2 separate regions of the Mus musculus genome follow, and region 1 is linked to region 2. A link is a loop called in an ENCODE intact Hi-C map of the cell type or tissue named here. Cell type or tissue: left cerebral cortex. All regions are shown on one strand. Links, peaks and the distances in the headings refer to the core of each region. The heading gives the core; the rest is flanking DNA.

The links. A loop is a pair of places that touch in the nucleus more often than their neighbours do. Peaks named below come from ENCODE experiments on the same cell type or tissue, not always from the same donor. Only the 100,000 strongest peaks of a DNase experiment are listed, where the experiment ranks them.
Region 1: it touches region 2 in a loop (4-fold over the local background); 1 of 42 quality-filtered maps calls a loop at or near these places.

The regions. Positions count from the first base shown.
Region 1 is chr13:96,645,035-96,650,417 of GRCm38, forward strand. It overlaps Hmgcr (3-hydroxy-3-methylglutaryl-Coenzyme A reductase), which reads right to left. Exons shown (of 20, transcript NM_008255.2): 20 at 3,928-5,383. Among named protein-coding and RNA genes, the nearest start is that of Hmgcr, 23 kb to the right of the region's middle. In left cerebral cortex, for the core only: no CTCF peak of the experiment used is centred there; no DNase peak of the experiment used is centred there.
Region 2 is chr13:96,402,767-96,408,149 of GRCm38, forward strand. Poc5 (POC5 centriolar protein) reads left to right here. Exons shown (of 13, transcript NM_026173.3): 10 at 114-267; 11 at 1,640-1,917. Among named protein-coding and RNA genes, the nearest start is that of Poc5, 17 kb to the left of the region's middle. In left cerebral cortex, for the core only: a CTCF peak has its summit at 4,425 (motif pointing right); DNase peaks (open chromatin) are centred at 2,907, 3,267 and 4,437.

The DNA.
Region 1 (5,383 bases), core at 188-5,187, 240 kb after region 2:
TCCACCTTCCCCTCTTTCTCTGCCCAATCCCTGGCTCTAGCCTTTATTTTATGCATTAAGGTGCAGGTTTACAGGAAATCACTCGAGTGCTGACTCGTTACTTGTTCGCAGCCCCTCACAGGAGAACGGAATTAACATCAAATATAATTATCCCCAGGGCTATCAGCAACAAGATGGGGCTGTGAAGAGGCAGAAATTCTAGAGCGGGGGTTAGATAGTAAGTCACAGGAACTATGAAGGGGGAAATAAACTTGCTGGGGGTCTTTATCTGTGGAATGGGAAGAGGAAGGGTGGACACTGAGCTACTGAGAAAGTGGGGGGGGGCGGACAGTTTATATTGTTTTCTTTAAAATATATAAATATATATTATATTATATTATATATAATGTAATATATTAATATATGTGTGTTTGTATTTCCCTGGCGGGAGTCTGACCCCCTGGAACTTGTTACAAATGCTGAGCTGCTGGAAGCTGGGCCTGGGTCCCCTGGAAGAACAGCAAGTGCTTTTACCCACTAAACTCGTTCCAGCCTCCATTAGTGGGTGTTTGTTTGTTTGGGGTTTTTTTGAAACAAGGGAAAATCAAGATTTCCCCCAAAATATTTTATTTAAATATTAAGTAAAAAAAAAAAAGCCATCATTTGGCATATGTCTTCATTAACATAAGAAATGAAACAATTACATCATAGTAAAAAATTTTTTAAAAATAAAGTAAAAAACCATTATATACATCTGAGATCACGTAGTGTCTTTAAATAGGTGATTCCATTACAGTCCAGTCCAGGGCCGTGAGGATCTACAAAATCACAGCACACACACACACACACACACACACACACACACACACAAACACTAAAAACCATGACGTTACTGTCCCCCAGAGGGTCCACAGCAACTAGAAGACACAAAAACTGCCAGAAAGTAAAATGCTTGTCGCTTCTTACACACAGCAGTGCTCAGGCCTTTAATCTGTGGTATCTGGGCAGGAACTATGGGAGACGAGGGCTGGCTGCCCAGGATACAGGGCGCTTGCTTCCCTGATCCACACAGCAGGTGGGTATTAAACTTAGTACTTTACTCATGTTAAGCAGTCACTATAGTACTAAACTCCTATTTGTATATATTTTTTATTTTTTTTTTGTTTAATATACATGAGTATAATTCACCAAAAATCACAAATGTATTGGGGTGGGTTCTCTTTGTCCCTTGCTGGGATGCTGAGGGTTTGAATTCTTGCCTGCAGATGTCAGACAGGCTTTCCACTAAGAGCATTCTATTTAAGAGCAGAAATCTCAGGGTAAGATCAGCAGGGCAATATTAAGCTTTTTTTTTCTTTTTCTTTTTTTTTTTTTTTTTACCAAGGGTTGTATGATTGTAAGCTTGGAGCCCTGGCACAAACAGGCAGGTGGGCAGGCTGGTTGGTATAGAAATATATACGGGATGGGGCACAAAAATGTGTGGGCACATGTGTTGGTCTGAGCAGGACCTCAAGTATCTTCCTTTGTTTTACTGCCTTGAGACAAAAATCTCACTAACTCAGACACTTGCCTTTCTGCCAGGATAGCTAGCCAGCAAACTCCTCATAATCTATTGTCTCCCCTAATGCTGGCAAGTTCTAGGCACCCCAACTTCAGCTTTTCCCACGGGTACTGGGGAATCTGAGTTCAGGTTCTCATGCTTCCAAATAAAGCTCTTACCTACTCAGCTGTATTGAGAAAATACAAATTCTTACATTATGCTGTACATTAGGAGAAACAGGCCAGATGTTCACCAAAACTTGACAGATGTGCACCAAAACTCTCCTGGAAGCACTTTATGAACCAGATCTGTGTAGGGCTCACCTCATGGGCAGGAATGCTGGGAAATGAGACACTTCCCTTCCGTGAAGCAACGAGAGAGTAATATTGCTTGCTTTATAGGTTCATGCTTTGAAGCAAAACTGAGCCAGAATTGTTCCCTCAATTTTCTGCCACCCCAACTCTTTGTCAAAGTAAGAGTGACAACAGAGAAGTTTCTTAACCATCACAAACTAGGTAGCTTCCTTTTTGGATCATTTCCGATAGTTTCTTGTCGGGTTTCCTCAACAAAGCGAAAGACACTGTTAGCAGCAGCTGGGAGTTTACCTATTCTATTATCTTTGCTACCTAAATGCATCAAAGCAAGTTTCCTGCTCATTTCAACCCTAGCAAATACAACAGAATAGGCATATACATGGGGAAAGGATGGACAGTGGAGAATGGTACATGCAGCCTGGCTTTTGCCTACCTCTGCCTCCCCTCTTCAAGCCCCCCACCCACCCACCCACCCACACACACTTAGCAGATGTGCAGTTTGGTCTTCATGTGGGTCTCGAACTGGAGCAGGGGCTGTCCCAAAAGCTGTTGCCTGTATATGGGCTAAGTTCTTCTAGCTGGGCTGCAATGTCTTGCCTGTGGGAGAAGCAGCACCTAACCTCATAGAGACTGGATGTGTCAGGGAGGGAGGATACCAAGGTGGGGAGGGCCCAACCGCTCAGAGATGGGGTGGTGGATGCGGGATGGATTGCAGGAGGAGGTGACCAGGAGAGGGGCAGTGAGCATGATGTAAAGTGAATACGTAAAGATAAATAAAATTAATAATTTGGCTTTTGAGAGAATGCCAAGATCAAGGGAAAGTTTCTCTGGAAGAGTTGGTCCACATGTGTGCTTGCTTTTAATTTTAATTTGACACAAGCTATTGTCACTTTGGAAGAGGTAACTTCAATTGAGAAAATGCCCCCAACCAGACTGGTCTATGGTGATTTTTTTTTTTTTTTTTTTTTGGAGATAGCCCCAACTTTCCTTGGACTTGCTACCAGACTGGTCTTGAAATCATAGATCTACTTTGTTCCCCAAGTGCTGGGACTAAAGGCATGCACCACCAAGCCCAACTTAAATGTAGCACATTTTCTTAGTGATGGATTTGAGAAGGCTCAGCTCACTGTGGATGGTGCCACCCCTGGCTAGTGGTCCTTGGTGCTAGAAAACAGGCTGATGGGGCTGGAGAGATGGCTCTGTGGTTAAGAGCACTTCCAGAGGTCCTGAATTCAATTCCACATGGTGGTTCACAAGCATCCGTAATGTCCTCTTCTGCCATGCAGGCATATATGCAAACAGCACTCATATTCATAAATAAGTTTAAAAACAAACATGCTGAGCAAGGCAGTAAGCAGCAGTTCTCCACGGTCTTTGCTTCAGTCCCTAGCTCCAGGCTCTTGCCTTGACTTCCTTTGATGATGGACTGTGACCAAAGAGTTAAAAGCCAGAGAATGAACCCTTTCCTTACCAAGTTACTTTTTGGTCATAGTGTCTCACCACGGCAATAGAAACCATAATTAAGACAGCATGTGAGTACAAACACTGACAGTGTGTCAGAGGCCTAAGGAGAGTCATACTAATGTAAATGTGTGCCAAAGAGCTGTTTATCACTCCAGGGTTAGTTCTGACTTGATTTGCCAGCCTTTGGTCTCTCCACGAGCATTCCCTGTGACTCCTGAGAAGACAACTCTCCAATCTTTCACCTCTAACAGCAAAAGTGGAGAAATTACAAAGGAATGGAAGTCAGTTCTGAGGAAGCCCCTTCCCTACCCCACGAAGCTGAAACATACTTGAAGGGGCCATTGTGTCAGCTAGCTGATCTTCCCTTCCTCTTAACTTGCCCCATCTGATCACCAAAGAGAATCTGGTTGAGATTATGGATCTGAATTTTAAAACCCTTAGTGTAAGAAAGATCACTGAGACAAACAACACTGGCCAGCTGCTGATGTTGCTGATAGTATAACGGATAATGGAGGGAGGACCTTATGACCCTCAGTGGAGAGGTCAGGCTACCACTTGGCCAGACTTTGCTAACTTCTGGACCTCAGGCTTGGGGTTAATCCTCAATTTTAAAAAAGCCACTGCTTACACTTTTCAATGTTAACTTCCTTTCATAATTTACTCAACTGGAAAAAGTATTCTATAACAAAATGTATACAATTTAGTAATTGTACAAAACATGAATTTAGCAAGATGACATTGGTTACAGTCACCAGCATAAAACACTCAATACTTTTTACTGCCACTTCCATGACAAGCTCAGGTAAATAAAATGGTACTGGCTGAAAAGTCACAAGAGGAGCAATTTGAAACTTTACATACAACAGCAAAGGCAATCTTCCACAATAATACTGACACAATCACTAAGAGGCTCCCATGCTGCCGCGGCACTCTTGGAATGTCTTTCAGAGTCCATCTTCTACACAAATGTCAGCTTCCCAAGACCAAACTTGAAGCATTAGATAGAATACAAAATAAGGAGCTCTTTATTATTATTTATACAAAACTGGTACATTAAAAAAAAAAAATTAAGATTCAACAACTCTGCTGACCCCCTGAGGAAGCTAAGAGCTTTTATGGGCCCATTAAAGGAGCCCATAAATGATTCAGTCACCAAACTCCTGGCCACAGGAACAAGGCACACAGCTCCAGGGCCATTCATGTGGCTCCATCATTGGCTCTGTAAGCTGACTTTCCCTTCATTGGGCTTGGAAAGCAAGCCAGGGTTTCCTGGACCAGTGCTAACGAGCACTGTCTTCTCTGGCCCAAGCTAGAGTATTTTATCAGTGTAAAAGTTGAGTTCTTTTATTTCTTAAACACTTCCAATAAACTCCTAGCATTAGACACTTAATTACAACATATACAGATTGATAGTTTACCAAAAAATCTAGAGTTCAGCTAAATAAGTTAAAATGTCTCTAAAAGAAACTTGGCTTAGAGAAATGGTCGTTTGTTTTTTGTTTTTTTTAAAAAAAAAAAAAAAACTGTTCCCACACTCTAAGTTCTGAGAGGTCCGACTTGCTTGTACTCTCCTCTAAGTAACACTAAGAGCTCTGATATCTTTAGTGCAGAGTGTGGCACAGCTGGCAGAATCTAGACTAAAGGCCTCTCTGAACAAAGACTCACAGAGATAAATGCAGTGACTGTTTTCTTCGTCAAGAACTATTTAGCACTACTTAGCACATTATTCTGTAGTTTGAGAATAAAAGTAATTCTTCCATGAAGAAGTAGGCCCCCAATCAATAGACCAGCACCAAATGAATTATTAGTTTACAAAAAATAAACTTAGATTGCAAAGTTCTACAACCCAGACTGAATAAATAAAGATCAGAAGTTCTGTCAGCTACAGTGTCATTTAAAACCATTTTTAACCCACGGAGAGGTGAGCCCCACACTGATCACCAGTTTCCAGCTTGTGGTAGCTTTCAGAAACGAACTGTAGCTCACATCTGTGGTGCTCAGAGCACCGGTACCATCCACGTGAGATCTCTCCAGAACACAGCACGGAAAGAACCAGAGTTCCCACATCTGAGGAGTCTCTGTGCAA
Region 2 (5,383 bases), core at 148-5,147:
TAATAAATAAGTAGATAGCTAGCAAAGTCTAACCTTGGTTATTTTTGACAATAATAATCTCTCTTGTGTTTCAATCCCCACAACGCACACATGCACTTTTTATAATTCTTCAGTTATCTGGAGCTTTGGAAAATGCAAAGGCTGAGATTCAAAAAATGCAGCAGGAAAAAGACCATTTCGAAGACTCCATGAAGAAAGCATTCATGCGGGGAGTGTGTGCATTAAATCTGGAGGCCATGACCATATTTCAGAACAAAAATGAGGCAGGTGAGTGACTCATGGAAGGTTCTCTGCTTAGTTTCAAAAGGAATTTGAGGGGCTATCAGTGATTGGTTGGGTCTATACTGCTAAGAATGTGCAATGGTGTGTCTTGTCCCTACGCCCTCCATTTGGGGCTTCATAGGTCATACCCTGCTCGAAGTAAGAGTTACCCTACTCGTTGTTCTTGTGCTTCCGAGCTGATGGTAGCTCTCGACACTTGACGTTTCAGTTAGCTTTAGACAGAGTAGAAAAGTAAGAAAGAGTAAAGAGAGCAGAATCAGTAAACGTAGCAGCTGCCTGTGAACAGAGACTTCATAAATGAGGCCACCTCAGCAAGAGCCGCTCACCTGCCTGTTAACACCCGACCTTTTCACGTTTTTAAGTCATGATACGCAGGGTGGCTTTATGCCAAAAATGTGTTAAACCTGTGGTGGGAGGAGTGTTTTGTGTGTATATAGTTTTCAAATTATAAGTGGCGTTTTATGTGGAGTAGCTGCTGTCACTAGAGTTGGAAGGGTCTTGGAACTGTAAGTATTGTTAAACTTTAACAAAGTAACAATTGCTATGTATAATAAGCAGATAGCAGCCAGGCATTTGATGGAGTCTTGAAACACAATGTCTCCCTCAGTATCTAGAACATCTCACAGCGTTTCAAACTCAGATGGTCCAAGGGAAAGTAGCAGAATTCTAATTCGGGGCGGGGGCCATCAAAAACTGGGTGAAGCTCCTTGTCCTACCTTTTGGAAGTTGGCTGCATCCACTCCCTAGATCAGGGAGGAGGTCCCTTTGTGAGAGCGCATCCCTGCAGTTAGGTATTTAAGCAGGCAGATGGTTTGGTTCATAATTTGTGTCTTCATGGAGGAACTCATTTCTTTGACTTATAACTTGCTAATGTCAAGAATGAAAACAACCTGGTTTTGTCAAAATGGAAGTAATGAATGGATAGGGAGGATGTTGACATGGGAAAATGGATGCAAAGCTGTAATTGGAGGCCATATTTGAGGATGGCTGTGTGAAGCAGGAAGAGCTGGGTAGGCGCTCTCACCTGGGTGACCACATTCACTCCTGCAGTAGGTGTGTTTCCATGGCAGTACACTATACACTAGCTGGGCTCCAGTGGAGCACTCTTGAGACTTAGCTTTACATAAGGAAGAGCATTTGTTAGCTTTCCCATGTGGCAGCTTTCACCTCCTCTGAAGTCCATAGTGGTTGATACTGACATCAACAGTTGATGATACTGATGCTATTACGTGAACAGTGAACCTCCAAGATGACCAGTATCTGCATTTTCATTAGAACTCCATTTTAGCCATTAGTCTTTTCCTTGTTTGGAGGGTAGTTTGCGTTGCTCTTAATTGAATGGATTTGTGATTTATAGGGATAGACTTCACAAATAATAAAAAGGAAGAGAGTGGCCCTGGCGGTCCCGGAAGAGAGCCTTCTGCTCACTTGGATACTTCTTCGTCCACGATGCCGTCAGCAGTTCCGTCACAGCTGCTGCCCTCTGGACCATTAGCAGCAGGAGTAGCCAGTGCCACTGCCTTTCCCTCCGCTGCTTCCCTGACCTCGGCCGGAGCTACATCGGCCTCTTCTCTTCACGTTCCCATCTCTATTCTCAGTGCAGGATCTGCAGCTGCTCCTGCCCCAGAGGAATCGGTCAGTACGGTTTGTGCATGCGGGTCATGTTGGTGGGGTTGTTCATTGTGTGTGTGTGGTACCAGTCAAGCCCTCATCTCCCCAGTGCTGTGAGTGGGATACAGAGGGGGTAGTCAGTGTGAGACGAGCCAACCCTCAGAAAAGTGCTCAAGGCCAAGGGACCAAAACATTAGTGTGTAGTGAAAACTAATCTAAAAATACTGTTACAGACGTGATTTTCATTTTGTATTTTTAAAACTATTCAGGAAAATTAGATTTTGTTTGGGAAACAGACTTATCACTCACTAGCAATTGCGTCTCTGTTAGGTGTTAATTTTAACCCACAGTTGAATGAGGGGAGGAAAAGTCTTTGTCCACACGGAAGAGCTTAGGGAGGAGGGTTGAGCAGGGCTGGAGAGTGTGTGTGAAGCTGTATATTTGAGGTGGTTATGAAGCTGTTGACAGAGCCCATGATGGCTGTGACTGAGAGGGAACAGAGGACCCGCAGCCGTCCACAAACTTGTCAGACTCAACTCTGCAGCCCCTCCCTGCCCAGTGCTGCTCTCACACGAAGGCATGTGATGTCCTGAAGCTCCTGAGACAATTGTCTTCCTCCTCTTCATCGTTCCAGCCAGTGATGGAGATAACAGAAATGGCAGGAGGGATTTTAGAGCTCTCTAGCTCTCTTTCTCTCTCACTTTATCATGGAGAGGGCTCAGAGACAGAGACACAAGACTCATTCTCCCCAGGCTGGCAGCTTTGCAACCATTTTCTGCATCAGCCTTCCTAGTGTTGTGGTTACAGGTGTGAACAGCATCATTCATCTTTGGTGTACATCTTAACCTGGCAGGTCGTGACTAGGCACTGCGCTTTGGAGAGCTCTCCAAAATGGACAAGAACAGAGTTGGCCAGACAATTGGTTAGAGTAGTCTTCTAGCTCACTTGAATTTCCTCCTTTTAGAGCTACTAATTTTAGAGAAAAATATGCTGAGATCTGCTGCTTGCCGTGTTTGCTCTTGCCTGAAGTTAAAATGCAGAGCACATGTGCACATAGTAAGAGAAATCTCAATGTGTGGAGGAGTTTTGACTCAGAAATAAGACTAAAATTCAACCCTGACATATGTTCAACTGTGTTTATTTTCCAAGATTATACATTCTGAAGTGCAATCCTATGTAGATTATCTCATTTAAATAAACACAGTAGGAGTTTATTTAAATTTCTGACTTGCCATTCATGTTTCATATCCAGATAACATACGCAGAGCTAGACTTTTTAGAATCTTCTTAAACCAGGACCACCTCAGAGTCTGCATTTACACCTGACCCTGCGGGCTCATGAGTGAACTTGCTCGCTCTCCTAATGTCACTCACAGATGATTCTGAAGGCTTCGAAACATGGAAAGCATAGTATTGTGTAGACAGCCTTTCCCATTTGTGCCCACACAGGCACACACTGCACCCACACATAACTCCAGTTGTTGTGGTATCTGTGGGCATCCGGCTTTGTGTTCAGTCTTTGTTCATATTTGTGTATGTGGTACTAAGGACCTAAGGCAGCCAAGCTCTCATCTGCAAGCGTGGTCAGTGGACTTGGAGAACATGGAGAAAACACCAGTATGAGCACAGCACAGTCCCAGCTTATGAGGCCTCACAGGCTGCACCAGGTCCTTAGCATGTATGTGTTGGCTTCCAGTTTAGTGGATTGGTTGGTTGGTTGGTTGGTTTGTTAGTTTGTTTTGGCTTTGGGGGTTCTGTTTTATTTCGTTTGGATTTTTAATTTGTTTTGTTTTCTTTTGGTGTTTAGTTGGTTGGCTGGTTTGGTTTTTCAAGACAAGATTTCTCTGTATAGCCCTGGTTGTCCTGGAACGAGCTCTGTAGGCCAGGCTGCTTCCTGAGTGTGCGCACAAGTGCGTCTCTGATTCTTCTGCCTTCTCTTGGGCTCTTTTCCTTCTGTTTGTCTTGTTTAATTCTAATGTGTTAGGTTTTTTTAATCTTACTATATTTTATTATTATCCCTTAGAAGCCCATTTGTTTTCTAATGAGAGACAGAAAGGGAGTGGATCTGGATGGGGGGGGGGCGTAACTGGAGGAGTAGAGGGAGGGAAAACTGTAATCAGGATCTATTACGTGAGAAAAATTTATTTTCAGTAAAAGGGGAAAAAGAGTAGTGTGTGTGTGTGTGTGTGTGTGTGTGTGTGTGTGTGTTACTTGGATCAATCCACAGAAAGTATTCAAGATAGAAAGTGACTAAAACATTAGTTAATAGTGAAAAATGGAAAGTAATCCACAAGTCCTGTTACAGATGTGATAGCTACCACACAGACACACATGCAGTGCCTGAAGAACCTAGAAGACTCACAGGTGACCCTTCCTATAAGTCCAGTGTGAGGGGTTCTCCTCCGTGTGATTCTAGTACTTGGCTCGCCTCAGATATGTCTTGTTTTAGAAAGAAGCATAAGTCCAGCCTGTCTCAGCTGCACCCAGCCCCACCACACAAATTCTGTTTCGCATCACAGAGCAGGACAGCAGGTGGCACTGTACTCCTCTGATTCTGGGAGTGTAGTTGGAGGCACATGCTGTTGGGAGGGATTCCAAGCTGTTTACTGAAGTGTTCCATCAGAATGGGAAACAATAAGTGGTGTGAGGTCATTGGTACTATTTTCCCTTTTATAAACAAGGAAACTAAGGCTCACAGAGGGACCTGTGGACCTAAATAGCAGCTGTCATCTCTGACACTAGGAGGAACAATAGGTGACCACGTGCTCAAAAGAGCCAGTTCTCAATGGACTCCAGGCTGGATGTGGTTACTGGTTATAAAGAAATCACATTTCTACTATAAGCCTTCCTCAGTGTGCTCTTTTATTTTCCAAACTAGCAAAATGTTCAACACTATCTTCTAGTTTTGTTTTCTCCCTGCAGCAACCTTTTCTAATAATTTTTTATATAAATACTTTCTAAAATATCTTCATGCATTTTTGATACAGCTCTTTTTTCTACCCGTTTAAGCTATTTGGATTACTTACACATTACTTTGTAAATGTATATGGTATATGTGTTGTGGGGATACCCAAAAGAGGATGTCTGATCTCCTGGAGCTGTAGTGCTTGTAAGCCACTTGATGTAGTGCTGAGAACAAACCCAGGTCCTCTGGAAGATGGGGAAGTGCTCTAAACAGGGTTGTCTCTCCAGCCTCCACTTACTGTATACACAAAACAGTTAGCAAGTGACCATTAGAGTCAACTCTTACAAACATGCAGGTCCTTGATGGTGACGTGTCTAAATTTATGTGACTACAGATAGAATCTTTACATATGTCTTTAGCCGAGGGCCAATTTTCATCACACTGGAGTTGTCCTAACACAGTTCCCAGATTGGTTGACAGTAGCTGCTCATCTATATTTTCTGGCTACTCTGGTGTTTCTCATTCCAAACTTTTCTGAGTTTTCTTGTACTGCCTCTTTCTCCAGGTGAAATGGGCTGCTATGAA